Linked DNA regions of Homo sapiens: region 1 is linked to region 2. The links are chromatin contacts, found by Hi-C in ENCODE. All regions are on one chromosome and are shown on one strand. The core of a region is the stretch at or near the end of the contact, and the rest is flanking DNA. Distances in the headings are between cores, read along the strand shown. Region 1 has its middle 49 kb from the start of ACSL4. Region 2 holds the start of NXT2 (nuclear transport factor 2 like export factor 2).

Region 1 (6,614 bases), core at 3,594-6,093, 250 kb after region 2:
AAACAAAAACAAAACAACAACAACAAAACTACATTCAAATGTATTACTCTATCAATATCATTTTGGCAATCATGAGTGGATTTGATATAAGATCCCCAGTACTCAGCCTGTGAAACACCATGCCAAATTATTATTATTATTATTATTATTGAGACTGGATGTTGCTGTGTCACCCAGGCCGGAGGGCAATGGCACAATCACAGCTCATTGCAGCCTCAGTGAACCTCACTTGAGGGATCAAGTGATTCTCCCACCTCAGTCTCACAAGTAGCTGGGACTACAGGTATGTGCCACCATGCCTGGCTAATTTTTTTCTATTTTTGGTAGAGACAGTGTCTCACTTTGTTGCCCAGGCTGGTCTCGAACTCCTAGGCTCAAACAATGCTGCTGCCTTGGCTTCCCAAAGTGCTGGGATTACAGGTGTGGGCCACCACGTTCAACACAACTCCAGATTAATAATGAGCACTGATAGTTTCTTTTTTGGGATGCGGGCTTCCAGACAGATGTGGCCTTTCATGCTGTCCATAGTGACAAGTCTTTATAACTTGCTATTGAGGATGGTATCATGGACAGGACTGTGACAATAAACCAGATCTGAGTATCTGACATACTAATTCAATTGTTTAAATCTGAGGTGTTTTCTTTTATTTTGCTATCTGCTTTTTAAACATATTTATTCCTGTGGTGAAGTGTGTAGATATAGTCTAGCTTATATTATAAACTCTTAAAAGGGGCAGAAAACTCTTCTGGGGAATTGCAAGATTAACAAATGCTTTTCCATGTTGATTATGAAAATCTAACAAGACTTTTAAACAGTTTCAAAGTGATTTCATTACAATGATACTATTTCACTCTTAACTCCATGGTCTATTTTTTCTTTCAAAGAAGAAAATTAAAATGTCATAGGATGGGCCGGGTGCAGTGGCTCACGCCTGTAATCCCAGCACTTTGGTAGGCCAAGGCAGGCGGATCGCCTGAGGTCAGGAGTTTGAAACAAGCCTGGCCAACATGGTGAAACCCCGTCTCTACTAAAAATACAAAAATTAGCTGGGCGTGGTGGCAGGCGCCTGTAATCCCAGCTACTCGGGAGGTTGAGGCGAGACAGTCGCTCGAATCTGGGAGGCGGAGGTTGCAGTGAGCCGAGATCGTGCCATTGAACTCCAGCCTAGGCAACAAAAGTGAAACTCCATCTAAAAAAAAAAAAAAAAAGGCCATAGGATGATTTGCTTTATGTGAACCTGGGCTGATTGCTATCCAGTACTTGATGCTAGTCTCTATGGGTAAATGAATTACATGATGATCTCCACTGCGGCAGTTCTGGTTCTCGACATGTTGTCCACAAATGCCTGGGGGTTCCTATGACCCTTTTAGGGAGCTGAAGAGATCGAACTTATTTTCAAAATAATGCTAAAATATTATTTGCCTTTTCCAGAGTGTTGGTAATTGTAATGATGGTGAAAAAGCAATGGTGGGTAAAACTGCTGGTGCTGTAGCATGGATTAAGGCAGGGGTACCAAACTATACTACTGGTTATTGTGTGCTTTATTACCACATATTGGCAGAAAAAGAAATGCCATCTCACTTAAGAATGTCCTTGATTAAGCAGAAGAAGTTATAATTATTATTCATTAAAATGCTATTTAACACACAATGGGTTGTTTTTTATTTTTAAATAATCTACCAAATATTTTTAAATGTCTTAGTTTTAATTTCTAACTTGATAAGTATAGATAGTTATAGCACATAAACAAAATATCTTTTGGGTCCCTAATAATGTTTAAGGGTACTAAGGACTCCTTAGACCAAAATGTTTGAGAACTACTGCTCTCTTAGTTTTCCAAACATCACTCTTTTCAATTATGGGTTGTATGCAGACTTTTCACTTCACTAGGTCTAGCTATTCTTCATGACTTCTCAAAAATAGTGACTAAGACCTCTAAAACAAACTTCTAAAACTCCTTAAATGCTATCCTTTGTGTTCGACCAGTTTGTTTCACCTCATGCTCTCTTAGCATGGTGTTTTAGAAAGAGCCACCCAGACTTTCCAGAATTTGGGTGTAGTGGGCTGCAATACTTGGTGTTTTTGTCTACCTCACACACATTCTTCTTTGTCCAGTAACATCATCCCTTTCCCTTTGAAGAACTCTTTCCCCATTCGTTGTCTTCCAGGTGAAGCTGGCAATCATGGTGCACTCGCCCTTACCCGACTACAAGGGTGGGCACATGATTCAGGCCTGTTCCAACCATAGTGAGGCAGGAAAATAGGGTCTGGAGGCAGGGAACATAAGGCCAATTCACACTTCAGCTATGACAGGAAATATCCTCTCCATAGGGTGTAGGCCAAGTTAACTTTGTAACTTTACTTCATCCTCTTCATTTACATAGGACATACCCCAAGTAACCAATGGAATCCTGGAGAGGGTATTTAAACTCTTACAAATTCTGCAACAGGGCCCTTGAGCCCCTATGCTTAGGCTAGCTCCCGCACTGTGGAGTGTACTTTCATTTTCAATAAATCCCTTCATTCCTTCCTTGTTTTTTTGTGTGTTTTGTCCAATTTTTTGTTCAAGACACCAAGAACCTGGACACCCTCCACTGGTGACAGTAGCACTGCACCTCTTGGGAAACAGTGATTGGTCCAAGAGAGAGATTTCATGATCTAAGCTAAGTGAATTTGAGTCTTACCCAAAAGTGTCTGAAGTAAAGGTAGCCCTCACTTTGATCATGAATCGTAAGGGTACATGAGTAGGCTACCACCCACCATCTTTCTCACCATATATAGGGAGACTGTCTACAGAGTGAATCCAAGCAGAGACAAGAAAAAATAAAGATGAGTAGAGAGAATGTTCTGGCAATTTTGAATCCTTATTAAAATCTCTGAACCCCAGGTTTCTGGCAACACTTTCTCCATTCAGTTCTGCCAGGTACCATGTAGTCATGTGAAAAAATTCCCTTTTGTACTAAAGTCACCCTTCTAGTTGAAAGAGTTTGGCATACTACATTTGAGGAACTTATTTAATCTTCTGACTTTAGTTTCCTTGTGAGAATATCATCAACTCCCTCACCACACAGGTTGAGGGGATTTAATAATACAATATTTAAACACAATGAAAACTATAAATCATTATATGAGTGTTGCATACAATAAATATTTTCTCTCTACATCCAAGTAGTATGGTGGTTAGCCTCTGTTTTCCAGCAATCATTTTTAGATCACTAAATATACTCATCCCAAATCCTTGGGCCCAAGAATAGCTTAAAAAATCATTAAATTTCCTCTGGAAGTCAAGTTAGATTTAGGAACACTTTCTACCATAGTTACCCTATCTGGAGGGCTCACCCTGCACCTAGGCAGTTTGGTTTGGATTAATTCTCAGAGAACTTCAGAATATCCAGACCCAAAAGAGAAGTGGCAGGCTGGGGGCAGGGTGGGGGCGGCGGGGGGGATGGAGGGAGAGAGAGAGAAGAGTATTAAAACCATTGACTCTTCCTTACTAAGAAGGTTCAAACAACCAAAAATAAATAAGACTAGAAAGACTTCAGGGGATTGTCACATGTTAACCAAAAGGATTCCTACACAAATAAATGCCACTTACTACAAAGCATAAATAAATGAACCCCATCTCCCCCGCAAAAAACCTAAGTTGTGGGAGAAACAAAGCCAGGTGCATCACTGTGGCATATGGAATTTGGGGTGTAGATGGGGACTAAATGCCATGGGAGCATTAGTGATTTTGACAGTGCACTCAGCAGCTCTAGGTTTCAAAGGTATTTTAGCCAAGTATTTTCTCACTGCGGCCTAAGCCATCCAAGGACACTGCTGAATCCAAGAATGAGAACCAAGATTTTCTCATTCGCTAGTGGCTTGCTACGCTGTGCCGTTTTAGAAAATGACACAAGGAAATGTGATGCCTCCTGGGGAACATTCTTTGGTTCTGCCTTATCAGTAGACTGACTTCCTCCTCAAGCGAATCTTCTAACATTTCTCATTGTCTCTGTAACTACATTTGATTATGTGACTACAGAGAGCACAATTTCCCAGGTGAGGCTTCCCACCAACAAGTGGATCATTTCGACGTGAATGAATGATAAACCACACAGCAAGAGGGCGAGAGCAGCAGCAGAGTCATTGAATTTCAATTGTTAAAATAGCAATCCTCCCTACCCATTTCAAAAAAATCCAAGGACAGTGAGACAGGCATTTGCAGTTTATATTCCAGGTAAATATGCATCATTTTTACTCATTAGATGAGGAACAAAATAGCTTTTAACTTTGAACAAGGACTTGAGAATTAACATTCTTTGTTTCATTTTCAATTCTGCCAAGGACCTGCCAGATGGCCATGTTTCTGGAGGTGGAAGGATGTCTTACTCATCACTCAGCTTACTTTTTAATATAACAATCTAACAAACCTCCATCCGTTCTAGTAGCCTTTATGGCCTCTTCCCTGCCCCGCACACACCCACCATTGGTGAGAAATCATGGGGCCTCATAATTGTTAAATTCAGAGATGAACATAATATATCACCAGTTGATGCTCTGAATTCACAACCACCCTCTCCCCTGCAAATGTAGTTGAGCCTACTCCTTCTGTTAAAAACCAAATTGAACCTCTGAGAAATTTGGTTTGCCTTTCTCAATAGACAGTATTCCCTTTACAACTACACAGGAATAGACTTTGCAGCAACTTGAAGTAAATTTAGAACATGAAACTTGTAGCTTTACCAGACTAAACTGGAAAAAATGAAGTCAGTTCGGTTCACCACAGAGAATGAAACTCAGTACCCTAGTGAGGCCGGAGGCAATGCTCTAAACAGCCCCCGTGACCCAAACTGCCTCAGTTTTGGCCCTACAGCCTGAACAGACCAGAGCGGTGAGAGTGAATTGGATTTTTATGAGCTCTGCCTTAATGAAAAGTAGATTTGCTTGATATGGGGAAACAATCGGTTAATGTTCTATGCCATTCAGGTGTAGGTTTATTATTACTTTTTTTATAATCAAAAGAAGTGGATTTAGCTGGAACTGGAAAATTGCATAATAGGAAACGCCAAGATAGGGGTGGAGGTTAGAACAGTTAGCCACGTCTCTGACAAGTATAAATCTTTGCTTAACCCTGTTACAAGGCCATTTGGCACACTTTGCTTCCTGATCCAACTCAGCAGGTACATTCCAGGCTCCAGGGCACCCCCAACCGAACCCTCCCAACTCCAAGTTTTTCCAGTACTTTGAATGCCTTCCAGGCCTTCTTCTTTTATAGGAAACATAACCGAGATTTTAGGAGGCAGTATTTAGCAACACTAGCTTTGCAAATGTTCACAGAGACATAGACAGTGATCTTACTGAGGCTAGACCTTTGACTATGACTATTTAGCTTATGTGGGATCTAGAACTTATCTGGAAAAGTCATGTTTGTATCTCAAGGATGAACCAATAGAGCCTTGAAAGCAAAAGTCTTCAAGCCCCTTGCTTTACTTGTACAGATTTGGTCAGCTTCTGGGTGAAAGAAAACACAAAGACCAATTGCCCAAATTATTAGAAGATAATACAATCTGACTCATTTAAAGAACACGGTATGGAAATATTTATTTGTACCCATTGAGGTACAAACATTAAGCAGAAGTGTACCTCCCAACATGTATATTGGTCCAGAATAATAATAACAGTTGTTGACACTTTCAAGAGGCTCAACATAGACAAGTGCTTTAGACAAATTCCTATTTAATCCTTATACCGACCCTATGAGGCAAGTATTGACTTCACCACTCATTCACTGGGAATTGAAAGTCTGTTAGTAGAACCTGTACGCTTAACCACTGTGTCCCATTTTTAGAGGACAATGATGAAGATTCTGTGAACTTAAATTAACTAGATCTATCATACTAAAAGTGTGTGCTACAGACCAGTGCTGGTCTGTGACGAGATTAGTCAGAGACTGAGAGTTAGAGTTTTTAAAAATGTATAGCAATGTAACAGAATATTCTTGTCTGTTGAACCTAATTATTTAAAAAAATTGAGCTTGTATTTTTACAACTTTGATTTTTATTAAATATCATTTTATAATAATTTATTTGTATTATTTTTAAAAGAAAGTATCAGTCTATGACAGATTGGAATTTTATTTGAAAGAAAGGAAAACTGTTCCTTCACTATAAATAGTTTGGGAAGCACTGGACTAAATAATATATCTTAGTGATGACCATTGGAGAAAGGAAAATGGAAGATAGTGAAGTTTGACCTTCTTCATGAGGTTCATGGGGGTTTTCTGTCTTTCTTATCAGCCATCTCCACTTCTTTCTGATAAATCTACTCATTTCTCTGTTGGGTTTTAAGAGATCAGTAACATCCCCTTTCCTCTTTCTAATTTAAAAGCAACTGAGACACGAACACCAGAATCAGATAGCAGCTCAAAATGTCAGTTATAAAACTGAACTGGCGGACGTAGCTGAGAATGTGCAACCTCAGCAGTCTTTCTAATACCTCCCTCACCTCTGAATTAGGGAGCCTCATACACCTATTCACCAAATTTAATCTCTCAGAAATTTGGGACAAGATTCTGAGAAAATTAGGAAACAGAGAGACAAGCTAAGGCCTGCCTCACAAGCTAACAGCGGAC
Region 2 (6,191 bases), core at 2,015-4,514:
TCATTTAATCCTACCTGACACAATTTATTGCTCCTTACAGTCTGTTATCCCAGGGTCACCAGCCATCTCCTAAACTGTGCAGATAGATGCCTCTCAATACCTCATATGTTATCTAATCTGGACCCGCCTCATACTCTCAAATAAGTGGCTGCCTAATTTCCTCTGCCATGGGTAGGAAAATAATGCTCCTCAAGCAGGAACTATATGACAGGCACTGACTCATTTAATTCCTAAAGCAATGCTGTGAAATATGTACTAATATCATTTCCATTTTACAGATCGGGAGTATGAGTCATGGAATGGTAATTTTGCCAAGGTCACAAAACTAGTCAGTAGCATGATTAGGATTTGAGCCCAGACTGGTGCCAACAACAATGTGCTCAATCAAAATGCTATGCTGTGTTCCAAGAAAAGCTCTTTCACACCCTTCCTAGTCATTCTTCCCAAGTTTTATACATTTGCAGTTATCTAGTGAAGAGCAACTCCGTGTCTTATTCACTTTGTTTCCATTTGCATCCCTCCCCCTCCATCCAACATAGTTTTCATATCTTTAAATTCACTGCTCTGACAACCAGAGCCCATCATTGGTTTCTATATTATCAGTTTACCCAGTCTCCTACCTTTGTAGCACAATGTAGCAATTTCCACTTTGTAGCACAAAATTCTGTGCAAAAATTCAGTGCAAAACTGAGCTCCCCTCCACCTCTAACTCAGCTGTCCCTTTCCAGTACTTCAACCCTCCCATATTTTTCAACACTATTTCCCACACCAATAGCCATTCTCATAGCCATTAAAGAGCTCACAACAGTTGGGGTTCAGGGGACATGAAATGAGGGAAGACTTCATAGGGAAGATCGCACCTGTTCTGGTCCCTGAAGGGCAGGTAGAAATGGAGGGAACATTCCAAAATAAGAATATATAAGTAAATGCATGAATAGCCAAGTGTCTAAAAGCAGACTTTGGGATTTGAAAGTTTGGGACTGAAATCCCAGGTCCACTAGCTGTATCATCTTAACCAATTTACTTAACTTCTTTAAACTTAAGTTTAAATTTTTAAAAATCTAGATAATAATGTCTGCCTTTCTGGGGGTTGTGAGGATTGAATGAAATCATATAAAACACAATCTCTCAATCAAGAAAAACAATCACCAATGAAGTAGTAAACATCAGTCATTCTTGGCAAACAGTAGTAGTTAACTTTGCCAGTGTTGGTGAATTTGGGAGAATAGCCTGGGAAAATAAATTCAGATCAGACCAAGGTAGGTATTTAAAGATTATGAGAATTTGGAAGAAAATAGACAATAGAGTTATCAAAGTTTGTGTGGGAGGAGAGAATGAGAGGGGGAATGAGAGGGGGAAAGAGAGAGAAGTGGGGGTGAGAGAGGGAGGAGAGAATGAGATGGGGAAAGTGAGAGAAGTGTGGGGGAGAAAGGGAGGGAGAGAGCCAAGAAGAGCGAGGGAGAAAAACGAAGAGGGTTAGCCGGACGTGGTGGCTGGCGCCTGCAGTCCCAGCTACTCTCCTCGGGAGGCTGAGGCAAGGGAATTACTTGAACCCGGGCGGCGGAGGTTGGCAGCGAGCCAACATCATGCCACTGCACTCCAGCCTGGGCCACAGAGTGAGACTCTGTCTCTAAAAAAAAGAAGAAGAGGAGGAGGAGGAGGAGGAGGGGAGGGGAGGGGAAGAGGGAGAAGGGTTGCTATAGGGAATGGTCAGAACTAAGCAAGTTACTTAGTATTTCTTTGTAACTCAATGTTATGTTTATTGTCTAGCACTCTCATTACACTTTGAGCCTCACAAGGATTCGAAACATGCCTATTTTATTCACCACTCTATATACAGAGCCTTGCACAATCTTTGGCACATAGTGAATACTTGATAAATATTTATTGAATGAATTATGATGAGGAGGAGAGCGGAACCAAAAAAATAAAGATTCCGAGAATTCAAGATAGGTGACTGGGAGAATATAAAAGTTTGGAAGTGCGGAGGAAATAATGAGTTTAAATTTTGGACGTACAAGTTTGAGAAGCCTATAGTGCAGTCACGTTCATGTTTAGCAAAATTATTATGTGTAATTGGAGCTCAGATAAGGGGTGGGGGCTTGGGATAGGTTGTTGAGATTCATTAGCATACGAGTAGCAATTTAGATCACCCTGAAGAAGGGAGGCTTTAAAAGGGGGGATGCACCGGAAGTGACGCCAGTCAGAGGTTAACGGAAAACGGAAGCTGGCTGGCTGAGAAGAAGCTTCCGTTAGTCCTACCTTGAAGAGAAAAGAGCCAGATAAAGAGAAAGATTAAAAGTATGAGAAAATACAGAAGCCACTGGTCTCAGGGAGACAGAGAAGGATACCAAAGAAGAAGTAACTATTATGAGGGGCCACACACCAGCCACTCAAGGTAAAACTACGACATCTAATTAATTTGCCATTTAAATCAGAAGTCATTGGCGGCTTTGGGATGAGAGGTTTTTAAGGGGTGTTGGGGAGCAAAGCCACATTGCCATGACAGTTATATTGCTTGAGTTTGAATCTCAACTAGTTTGTGACCGTAGGCAGATTTTACAGTCTTAGCTGTAAAATGAAGATGATAAAATAATAGCAATTACCTCAGCATTGTTATAATAAGTGAATATATGTAAAACTGATTAGAAAAGCACCTTACATATAGTCAGCACTCGACATTTTAGTTATTGTTAGAATACCTTGCAGAATAAATAGCCCTTAAAAGATGGTGAATAGCACTGTAAACTTAATTTTTGTTGGTGTCCGTGAGACATTTTAAAATGCCAGAATGGAGAAACCAGATGAACTTTTCCTGTTCAATGTGGCTGGGTTAAAATGAAATAGTAATTTTAGGCATACTGCCAAAACGTAGTAATTCAGTGAGGATGATCCTTCCAGAACGTTCCAGAATGCTAAATTGTTCACTAGTCACGCACGCCTTTCCCCAAGCTCTGCCCACTTATCCTATAGGCTACGGAATAGTAGGTCTCCTCGCATTTCTAATTGGTCTTCAGAGGGCTTTGGCTCCGCCTCCTGGGGCAAAAAAGTCCCTGTAATTGAACACTTTCATTTTTGCTTGTCCCCAGGCTTGTCGTTAGAAAAGTAGGGGACTTTCCTGTTGAGTATCATGTTTACAAAAGCAAAGTGGCTTTTAAATTTTAAACTAAGTATCAAACAAGTAGATAAGGTGGATGGGAGGGATCTTCAGGAACTGAAGGGAAGTGGAACTTAAGGTTGGAACATCGGTGTGCTTTTAACGACGGACCGAGCTACTTCCGGGAGAGAATGGGAGGGTGGAAAATTTTGTGCGTTTGGCGGGTTTCGCTCTCTTCATAAGTATTGATCATTCCGCAGCCCTGCGGACCGGACACGTGAGGAGGTAGTGACGCCGACACTGCCAGAACACACTGCTACAAGGTCCCAGATGGCCACGTCTCTGGTGAGTGCCTGGGCCGTGGCAGGACGGCTGGGCGCCGGACTCCAGTGGCTGAGAGGAGGGATTCCGGGGCGGTCTGGCTGCTGCTCACGTGGATAGGTGACGAATCACGTCCCGGCTCTCTGCACTGCGGGGCGGGGCCCACGCTTTGCTGCCCGCCCTGCCGGCCCCACCCCCAGCCTGGTTAGCAGTCGCTTTCTGATCCCGGAAAGGACCCTGAGCTGGGAAATAGCGAGAGGCGGGGATGTTGGGGTTTGTTGTTTATGGCTTGCAGTTTCTTTCTCTCGATTATCTTCCTCTCTAAAAATCACTTTCAGTCACCTGACAAAGAAACTGGCGATTCATTGTTCTTAATTTAGTAATAGACTGGGCCCCGTACATGAATGAGAAGGAAGGTATTCCTTAATTCTCCGGCACGAACGCCAACAGCGTTGCTTTCTTCGGTGTCACAGTTCTTAGGCAAACAGCAGTGAATATTTACGCAATGTGGGAAAGTTTCCTAAGTGGAGCTGCCGGTTTTTCAAGTAGTTGAACTACTTTCGTGTGTGTGTGTGTGTGTGTGTGTGTGTGTTTCCCATTCATCAACTTTGGAGTTTGGCTCTAACACCTCACTTGAAAACAGAAAACAATTTCCTAGCTTATTCAGTGGCAGTTTTTGCCGCTCTCTCTCCTTTTCTAAGGTTCAGGTGGTGTCATTTTCATTGCCGTGAATGTTTGTAAAATATTGAAAGTCTAAAGTGCTTAGTTGCCAAGAAAAGATTATAAATTTATATGTGGAGACTGAAAAAGACTCAGATTCATTGAGAAGATTATGTCCTAAAGACATGCACTTAAAATTAGTGAAAAATTTTAAAATTGCAAACTTCAGAGTCCGGCCTTTAAAATGTCTGAATTTATATGAAAGAATGTGGACTGTATATAGAGCTACATAGTGGTTGAAATAAATCATCAGCTTCTGTCAGTGGTTTTGTGTTTGTGAGGGGTTGAAAAGGTTGGTAATCTATACTTCTGGAATTTTTCTTGTAGGATTTTAAAACTTATGTAGATCAGGCATGTAGAGCTGCTGAGGAGTTTGTCAATATTTACTATGAGACAATGGATAAAAGAAGACGGGTGAGTGTTATAGACTCTACTACTCTTTATAGACTACTACTCTTTATTAAATACCAGGTTGTGTCTGGAGCCAGCGTTTCATCTGACTTGCATAAGTGGTAACTGTGGATTTACTCTTTAAAAGCAAATTGCTCAGGGAAGGATTGGTATGGCATTAGTGGGAACATGGGCTCTGGAATCATATCCCAGGTTTACTTTTACCTAGTTCTTTGACCTGGAGCAAGTTGCCATTTTCCCTTAACCTCATTTTATTTTCAGGTTGGTAAGTATGAATTAATTAAAATACCGCACTTAACATTAGGCCCAGCATATTTTCTTAAATATGTTTCCTTTTCTTAGTTCCATCAATTAACCAATATGGTTAAGGTATTATTAGTGCTAATGAAGGGGTGGGTCATTACGGGGAATATTTCCTGATTCGCCCCTTTTATTTCATATATTTATAGATAATTTCTGATCATGGCTCAAAAGTATAGCTTACACCCACAAAAAGTATGCATGTAGCATGGATAATATTAAGTCCTCAACAGACCGAGATTTCATCAGCTTTTTCATTGCAACTTATCCCTGCACCATATCTTTTACGTAATTATGTCAGTATGTGGTCAAGTGAGTCTTGCCTAGGTCTCTTACCAGCATAGAACTGTGCTTTGGAGAACTACTTCTGTCCTGCAGCTGCAAAAGTTAATACCCTATCTCTAAAAACCTATTTTTTATATAAAACCCATTTATTAAGCATAGGATTTTATATATATATATACTTTAAGTTCTGGGATACATGTGCAGAATGTGCAGGTTTGTTACATAGGTATACACGTGCCAAGGTGGTTTGCTGCACCCATCAACCCGTCATCTACATTAGGTATTTCTCCTAATGCTATCCCTCCTCTAGCCCCCCACCCCCTGACAGGCCCAGGTGTGTGATGTTCCCTTCCCTGTGTCCATGTGTTCTCATTATTCAACTCCTACTTATGAGTGAAAACATAACTGTGTTTGGTTTTCTGTCCCTGTGTTAGTTTGCTGAGAATGATGGTTTCCAACTTCATCCATGTCCCTGCAAAGAACAGGAACTCATCCTTTTTTATGGCTGCATAGTATTCCATGGTGTATATGTGCCACATTTTCTTTATCCAGTCTAACATTGATGGGCATTTGGGTTGGTTCCAAGTCTTTGCTATTGTGAATAGTGCCACAATAAACATATGTGTGCATGTGTCTTTATAGTAGAATCATTTATAATACTTTGGGTATATACCCAGTAATGGGATTGCTGGGTCAAATGGTATTTCTGGTTCTAGTTCCTTGAAAAATGGCCACACTGTCTTCTATAATGGTTGAACTAATTTACATTCCCACCCACAGTGTAAAAGCATTCCTATTTCTCCACATCCTCTCCAGCATCTGTTGTTTCCTGACTTTTTAATGATTGCCATTCTGACTGGCGTGAGATGGTATCTCATTGTGGTTTTGATTTGCACTTCTCTAATGACCAGTGATGATGAGGATTTTTTCATATGTTTGCTGGCCACTTCTTCTTTTGAGAAGTGTCTGTTCATATCCTTTGCCCACTTTTTGATGGGGTTGTTTTTTCTTGTAAATTTGTTTAAGTTCCTGTAGATTTGGAAATTAATAGATTGCA

The links. Hi-C counts contacts between places; a loop is a spot of excess contacts on that map. Pooled maps may share reads with other maps.
Region 1: a pooled map shows a loop between it and region 2 (18-fold over the local background). The contact joins the enhancer-like site here to the promoter of NXT2 in region 2. A Hi-C loop is called at or near these places in 4 of 37 single-sample maps with no recorded cell type and 10 of 50 pooled maps.

Annotation. Positions count from the first base shown.
Region 1 is chrX:109,778,795-109,785,408 of GRCh38, forward strand. No RefSeq gene overlaps it. Among named protein-coding and RNA genes, the nearest start is that of ACSL4, 49 kb to the left of the region's middle. Within about 2 kb of position 4,844, at least 2 of the 41 ENCODE cell types and tissues checked have a DNase peak (open chromatin) inside an H3K27ac peak, as active enhancers do.
Region 2 is chrX:109,533,580-109,539,770 of GRCh38, forward strand. NXT2 (nuclear transport factor 2 like export factor 2) reads left to right here and starts at 3,265. Exons shown (of 4, transcript NM_001242617.2): 1 at 3,265-3,442; 2 at 4,466-4,552. The coding sequence starts at 3,428. RefSeq lists enhancers at 3,246-3,445, 3,736-3,795 and a silencer at 3,576-3,625.